3 separate regions of the Mus musculus genome follow, and regions 2 and 3 are each linked to region 1. Evidence: chromatin loops called from intact Hi-C (ENCODE). Cell type or tissue: heart. All regions are shown on one strand. Region 1 overlaps Ak8 (adenylate kinase 8). Region 2 has its middle 1.3 kb from the start of Barhl1. Region 3 holds the start of Gtf3c4 (general transcription factor IIIC, polypeptide 4).

The links. Hi-C counts contacts between places; a loop is a spot of excess contacts. Peaks named below come from ENCODE experiments on the same cell type or tissue, not always from the same donor. Only the 100,000 strongest peaks of a DNase experiment are listed, where the experiment ranks them.
Region 2: it touches region 1 in a loop (3-fold over the local background); 13 of 42 quality-filtered maps call a loop at or near these places.
Region 3: a loop joins it to region 1, with 3 times the contacts of the local background. A loop is called at or near these places in 12 of 42 quality-filtered maps.

What each region holds. Positions count from the first base shown.
Region 1 is chr2:28,754,451-28,756,950 of GRCm38, reverse strand. All of the region lies in intron 10 of Ak8 (adenylate kinase 8), which reads right to left. Among named protein-coding and RNA genes, the nearest start is that of Mir3088, 22 kb to the right of the region's middle. In heart, CTCF peaks have their summits at 564 (motif pointing left) and 1,298 (motif pointing left); DNase peaks (open chromatin) are centred at 560 and 1,310; H3K27me3 peaks cover 808 bases.
Region 2 is chr2:28,916,508-28,919,007 of GRCm38, reverse strand. It overlaps a transcript of Barhl1 not described here. Among named protein-coding and RNA genes, the nearest start is that of Barhl1, 1.3 kb to the right of the region's middle. In heart, no CTCF peak of the experiment used is centred here; no DNase peak of the experiment used is centred here; H3K4me3 peaks cover 719 bases; H3K27me3 peaks cover 2,414 bases.
Region 3 is chr2:28,839,056-28,841,555 of GRCm38, reverse strand. Gtf3c4 (general transcription factor IIIC, polypeptide 4) reads left to right here and starts at 1,196. Exons shown (of 5, transcript NM_172977.3): 1 at 1,196-1,673. The coding sequence starts at 1,329. It overlaps Ddx31 (DEAD/H box helicase 31), which reads right to left and starts at 1,150. Exons shown (of 20, transcript NM_001033294.3): 1 at 696-1,150. The coding sequence starts at 704. In heart, no CTCF peak of the experiment used is centred here; DNase peaks (open chromatin) are centred at 895 and 1,195; H3K4me3 peaks cover 2,500 bases; H3K27ac peaks cover 2,341 bases.

The DNA of each region.
Region 1 (2,500 bases):
CTCCAGACCAGATTGCACTGAGCTGCTCGGCTGCAAGTTTAAAATCCCCTTGATACCAGGCACATTTATCCTTCATCCTCTTCTCTCAGAGATTTCTCTCAGTCTAAAGTCGTTCACCATTAAGTTAGATGCCTCAGGCTTGATTTCCAAGCTTGACAGTTAACATATTACCCTTCATGCCAGCCACTGCCAAGGGCTAGTTCCCCAGAACGTCCTGTCAACGGAGGTTAGCAGAGTGCAAGACGTGAGTGGTCTATTAGTCCAGGACATCACACCAGGCGGTATTAGCTGGCTGGGGTTTGTTGGTTGGCTTTTTGTTTTTCGTTTCTTTTCTAGGCCATTAAAATCTCAGTTCGCTGATCCTGGGTGTGGGTGTGCTTGACATGGGGTTGCTGAGCTGCCTTCGGGCCCAGAAGGGCACCTACCAATACCCAGGGGCTCTGGGCAGCCTCTGGTCTTGAGTTAGGGGCTTGAGGTTAAACTCTCTACTTACATCCCGCTTCCTGCAAGTATCAACTTCCAGGGTGTTAGCAGACCACAGTGCCCCCTGCAGTCCATTCTACCAGGAAGCCAAGGTCTCCACATTCTGTGAGTCTCTTAACTTCCCTGGGCCTCAGAAAGAGCTTCACAGACTTACTTCAAATGCCTAGTCACACCTTCCTTACAACCCTCACTCCACCTGTACCCAGGGACCCCCGGCCCTCCACACACCCCTCCCCAGCACCCACTCCTGGCCCTCCACACACCCCTCATCTTTTCTTCAACCCTCACTCCTGTAATCTCTTTCCTCCCTCAGCTCTTCTTGGAACACTGTAGATGCCGGTGTCTAGGTTCAAGGAAGCCATCCAAAATAGGGCTCCCTCCTCCTGTACTCTGCTCCCTGGGTCTCCACTCTGTCCCCCCCACAGTCACCAAGAGACCTCCAGGTAGTCGGATAGGGAGAGCTAACGACAACAGCAGCAGCAGCAACAAGGACCATGGAGAGGAGAGGGCTGTTTTTAGTTTGACTTCCAGTCCATATACCAGAATGCTCCAGAGAGGGAAAGTGCTAGATGCCTTCCCAGGCTTAGCCTGGGTCTTGGGAATCTTTAAATCTTGTTCAAGTAAACGAAAGAAGAGCAGCCATTTCCTTATGATGCTGCCTCTGGCACTGATGACCTGAAAATCCTCTCTATAATGTCACCAGAATCAAGACTGGCATGTGAGCCCGAAGGTGATCTGTGGTGAGTCAGAAATACCCGGACCCAGCGCCTGGTATTTCTGGTAAAGGTGCTGTTTGTTTATTATGCACTGCCACCTACTGGCGAATTTTGGTTACTGCACCTGGGTGAGAGCCTACAGCTACAGGGTTTCCAAAACTGCAAGGGAGGTTAGAAGATACCTGGGTTGCTCCACCTGCTGCACCCTGCAGTTGCACACGGACAAAAGTCTTTAGGTCTCCCTGGCTACATATCCTAGACCAGCCCGACTTGCCAGGTCTCAGACACCAGGTGCAAGTTTAGATTCTAAAGCCTTTTACTTTTTGAATAGTGCAAACCAATTTTTACAAAATTATGGGTTTTATTATGCCTTCTTCATCAGTGCATAGTGGCCTAGCCACACCCATCAGTGTATCTTCTGCTGGCCCCCCTTCCCAAACAGTCTGACTGATTCTACTTTCAAAAATGAATCTGCAGTCCACATATGAGAGAGGAGGAGTCTATATTTATCTTTCTGGGTCTGGCTTATTTACCACAAGAATCTCCAGCAAATCTGTTTTCCAGCAAATGGCACAATTTCTTCTGCCAGAGGCCTCTATTCCCACATCTATGTTCCCTAACAATGAACCAACCTGCTTGGAAGGCAGCAGCTGCAGGGAATGCCAATGCTTTCCTATCCAGACCGGCACGTCAGCCTTGATCTCTGTGGATTCTGGAGTCTACCCTGGTTCTCACTCCTTACATCCTGCCACTACTTTTTATCAGTCCCTGCTCTGTGATGCCTTCTTACATGACACCGCATGGTGCTGGTGCTGATACAGCCAGAGCTGGGGGATGTCTCAGTTTGTCTCTGTCTTCTATAATTTCATGCAGCCCAACATAAGACTTGGGAACATGCTCAGTTGGCCACACCGTGCACTCGGACTCAGCGGCTAGTCTTACCCCACTTTACCTCCCCCCTCTCCCTTTCCCTCTGTCTCCCTTTTTAAGATTTATTTATTTATTTTATGTATATGAGTACATTATTACTGCCTTCAGACACACCAGAGGAGGGCTTCAAATCCCACTACAGATGGTTAGGAGCTACCATGTGGTTGCTGGGATTTGAACTCAGGACCTCTGGAAGAGCAGTCAGTGCTCTTAACTGCTGAGCCATCTCTCCAGCCCCCACTTCACATTTTTAATGGTCCCTGAGAGGATCTGAGAAAGTGAGACCAGGTCGACCAGTGTGTGTGTGTGTCCACACTGTGCTAGGGGAAGCTAATCACAGCATAGGAAGGTTGGAGGAGCCTGAAGTTAGT
Region 2 (2,500 bases), 160 kb before region 1:
ATTTCCTTCCCAGATAAGCACAAGGCCAGTTGAGCCACACACTCACCCGGGCTGCTTCAGACAGGCTGAAGATGCAAGAGCCTGCCAGATAATGGAGGCTGGGGGGGGGGGGCGGGGGTGTGTGGTGGAGTACCTCTCAGGTCAATGCCCTAAGTTGGAAAAGAGCAAGCACATGAGAAAGGGCTATACCCTAAATTTCAAACGAAACAACCCACGCAGCATGTTTTGAATTTCTATAGATTACAATAATTCAGTGCTAATAACGTTATATTAACCAGCTGTTAAATGTCCTTGGGCCTCTGAGAAGTATAGAGAAGCCAGCTCGCGCTGCAAGAGGTTGGGTTCTAGCCTGGTTTATTTTTCTCCCTGCCCTGAGAAGGCTCGAACTGTCCTCTCTGCTTTCTCGGGCTCTGATCTGTGAGACTATCGGCTTCACTTTTTTTTTTCTTTTCTTTTCTTCTGGTTTTCTCTTTTGCTGGGACTGAGATCTCGGCCCAAGAATAAGACTTAGAAAACTGGCCGAGGCAGGAGCTGCTAGGAACCCTTGAGGCCGAGGAGGCTGGAGACACATCTAGAGAGACGGAGACCGCAGCTCTTTGCCGGCCGTGACTATAATGCTTACAGGTCCCAAAAGAGTGAGGTATCTGCAACTCATGTGGACCTAGGGTGCTACGAAAAATGAGTCCTCATAAGGTGAGAAGCAGCAGAGGTGTGGGCGACCGGATAGAGACCCTCCTGCAGCGGCAGAGAAGCCCAAGCTGGAGGCTGGCAGGGAAGGCCCCAAGACATCTCGCTCATGGTGATTTATGACGACTCCGCATCCCCATCCACCAAATTGAAAAGAAAGACAGGCAAGGCCCAGCGGGAGGCGCCCAGCGCTGGGGCCGCCGAGCTCCGGCCGGGGCCCCCGCCCTCCCGCCTCCCCGACAGCTTGCAGCCGAGCTCCACCCGCAGTCCCCCGGGAGCAGCGGGCCCTCGCTCCCAGCCCGGCCGATAGCCCGGCCGCTTCCAATCTGCCGACCGGAGCAGAGGGAGCGCGCGGGGAGCCGGGCGCGAGGCCACCGCTGGCCCATCCCGGCAGAGGACAAAGTTTCCGTTTTGCTCGCTTCGAGGGGCCACTCCCGGCCGAGATCGCGTTTGCGGGCTGCGGCGCTGAACGATTCTACGGCGGCCTTGGTCGCCGAGCCGGACGCGGGCCACGGATAGTTTCCCAGGGGCCAAGAACGAGGGTTAGGGGCGAGCCGAAGAGGAAAGTCTGGACTCCCCGCGAGCCGCGGGGCCCCTGCTGCCCAGATGCGCAACTCCGCTCTCTCGCAGACCAGGGCACCGTCCACCCTGGAGCTGAGCCCAGAGAATCCAGGCCCCTGACCCGTTGCAGCTACTTGGAGACCGGGGCCCCTGCACTAGCAGTGGCTGATCCCACAAAGGAGCGGAACTAGAGCGCGGTCCGGAGGGCGAAGAGGGAAAGTCCCAATCTTCATTTTTAGCACTGCCTTGAAAGAAGAGTCCAGGCTATCCACGGTCGGCCTTAGACATCCTCGTGCTAGCTCAGAACTTGCATTGTCCTGTCTAAAGGTACATCACACACACACACACACACACACACACACACACACACACACACACTTATCCAAAAAACACTAGCTTCTCAGGACATACGCCCTAGAGAGGCCACTGACTGGGGATGAAGAGGTCACTGCCTTGTTTCTTGTGCCGCCTCGCTCAGGCCACAGTCAAATCCGTGGGTCCCCTTAACGCTCCAGACTTGATCTTTCCCACGGTTCAGCTCTCGCCTCCGAATTAGGCCTCACTCTGGTCTCTTTTCCAAAAGACATCAGTCCTAACCTTCTGCAGGCCCAGTAGGCCCAGAGGCAAGGAGAGAATTGTGGTGTTCTACATGGCGTGTGTGTGTGTGTGTGTGTGTGTGTGTGTGTGTGTGAGAGAGAGAGAGAGAGAGAGAGAGAGAGAGAGAGAGAGAGAGTGAAGAGACCTAGAACCCAAGCAAAACACCCTGAAAATAAAATTTTAAATGCTTCTTGTACTAGGAAAAGGATTCCCTACACATCCACGTCTTTTCTCCACTGGGTTATGCTGCCATTTTGTGGGATGAGGAAGGGAAATTAGGAGGAAGAAAGGGGATGTAGATAGGATCCCGGTTCGGTCAAGTAGTTGGAATAATTGTGGACAAGCTCAGGAGAAGGCTTTCAAGGCCCAACATCCAAACTCCAGGCCACGCAGCCCAGCTGGCCCTCCTCCCACCGGTCGGTCCCTGCCCCCCTTGGCTAATCATCTTCATTAGAGGCGTCATCGCTGACCTAATGAAAGCAAACTGTGTGGAAATCGCCGGTAAATAGTTAGGTCTGTGCTGTAATTAATTCAGTGTCTCTTTTAATCAAACTGGAAAAGAATCGGGCCGCGGGTTGTAGAGACGTGACATCACCCCCAAAATCGGCCCGAACCAATCAGCGTCATCACTCCGGGGACACGTGGGTGAGTCCCC
Region 3 (2,500 bases), 85 kb before region 1:
TGGCTTGCTGAAGAGTCCTTACTCATCACCTTCTAAGCTTAATAAGGTCCCTCCTTCCTTCTACCAAGGTGCAACTAGGCAGTGGGTGTGTTAGTCAAAGGAGTTTAAAAGCATTGGTTGACCTGAAACTGGCTGGGCAATTTGTATTTCATTATTATCTTTTGGGTGAGGGGGATGAAGCCTCCTATCACATCTTCCCACTTTCAAGAAGATAAACCAGCAACCCTAAAACCATCTTTTTGCTGTAAGAGTCACTTTTCTCCTCTCGAGGGAACGGATACGTGGATGAAAACGTCCCGTTTAAAAGCTCAAAGAACCGAGTCCAGTCTCCATTCCTAACAGAAGTGACCCTTCCTGCCAGCAGAAGACCTGGCTCCCGACAGTTAAGACCTCATGTCTCAGGCATTATTTTCCAGCTTGGATACACCCAGCCTCCAATCCTTATGCTGACTAGTCCCCCGTCCCGTCCCCCCCTCCCCCCAGCTAGTCTCAAGAACTTGACTAGTTACTACAGCCTGCAATTCTAACCTAAGTTCTCAGACAATCTCAGGAGCCCGCCGGTCTCTTGCTCCCAAGGCGGGGTTCCCCGCTCGTTCACGTGTTTCCGAGAGCAGCCCGGCAGCCCCTCTGGACATCTTAAAGAACTCGACCGGACCTGATCACTGTGGCACCTCCCGGGCTGGGGTTGCACTCACCCGCTTCATCTGGACCTGAGTGCGTCCGAAGCACGTCCTGGAAGGCCGGTCAGGCAAAGTGCTGCAGACAGTAGCCAAAGCCCAAGTGCGGAGCCGCGGAACCAGCAGGGAGCCCAGGTAGCACGTGGAGAGGGAGGATCTTCGCAACTATCGCCGGTCCGCCGCCGCCCCTTCCGGGTCCGGGAGCCGGGACGGCACGCACCGGCGGGAGACAAGAGGCCTCACACGCCTCCGAAACCGGAAGAGGCCGAGCGCCGCCCACCCAGCAGGGTCTCCTTTAGCCACCACGCTGGTCTTCTCAGCTTTTCAGTCACCCACGGAGGCTCACTCTCCCGTGGGCTCTTAGTCGGACCTAGCACCCAGTGTCTAGGAAAGGGACTCTCTGAAGCGCCCACCTTCTCCGCGTGTCTGCAGGCGCGCCTCGGGTCAGCCCTACCGGAGCGCACTTTCCAGACAGGCAGCTCCACGGCCATCTAGCAGGGTGGCGTTGCCTAGCAACGACGGGGTCCTTTCTGGCTCGGTGGCGCTCGGGGCCTGCGGGGAGTGAACGGGCGCGGAGGGCGCTGGGAGAGGCCGGGGCAAGGTGGCGAGCGTTCAGTGTGCCGGTAACCCGACCTCCTCGCTCCTAGTAAGATGAGCGAGGCGGACCAGGCCCTGGTGGGGCCCAAGGCCGACGAGCCCTCGCCGCCCGCAGAGGAGAAGGACGAAGGGGGCGGGAAGGAGGCGGCTGCCGACGCGGCCCCCGGGCCCAGCGCCTCGTTTCGCCTCATGGTGACTCGGCGGGAGCCTGCCGTGAAGCTGCAATACGCGGTGAGCGGGTTAGAGCCGCTCTCCTGGTCTGAGGACCACCGCGTGTCTGTGTCCACGGCTCGCAGCGTCGCCGTGCTGGAGCTTATCTGCGATGTGCACAACCCAGGCCAGGATCTGGTGATCCACCGCACCTCGGTACCCGCACCTCTCAACAGCTGCCTCCTCAAGGTAAGTCGCCTCCACCGCTTCTCCCGCGGACGCGCCACGGATCCCAAGGGAAGCTGGCCTGCACCCGGCTCTAGGATTCCATGTGCATCCAACTCTTAATGAAGGGGCTAGCCTCGCCGCAGCTTTTAAAAAGTCGTGCAAGCGTCTTCACTGTTCCTAGACACCCCCGCCCCCCCAGCCAGGATCCGCTATCCATTCCTTCATTACTGGTGGATGGAACAGTTAGAGCCGTTAGCCCCGGGATTTCTGGAACTCTTGTGACTCCACCCCGCAGCTGACCCAACCCCTGACCTGTCTACCGTTGCTCCTATTGTCTGGGGCCAACTCCCCAGGCCCTGGGCTGGCTTTGTGTTTTCATTCTGTAATGCAAGCGCCCTCCTCTCGCGCCACTTTTGCTTTGAGAAGAAAAACTGATCTATTTCGTTACCTGTTTGACGGTTTCATTGTGAACGGTCCTTGTGTCTCCTTGGGTAGACAGCTCTTAAATCTGGAAGTGTGATGAAAAATAAAACCTCGGAGAGCATCAGGTGCTTAGACTTCCAAGTCCAAGGTCTCTGTAACTCTATAAATTTACTGCCTTCAACTTCATATAACCCAAGTTTGCTCCTGAACTGTAGAGTTTCTAATTTTTGTTGTATTAATGTAACCATTTTCAAACATGGTTTACTTTAGTGAGCGATGTTCCTTTTCATAGTCTATAAATGTAAAAACTTACTTTTATTTTATTTATACCTTCTGTATGTATATGCAGTAGGTAATCTGTCAAAGTGGGTGTGTGTCAAGTGAGTAGGTGCCCAATGGAGTCTGGGATAAATCAGAGTAGAGAC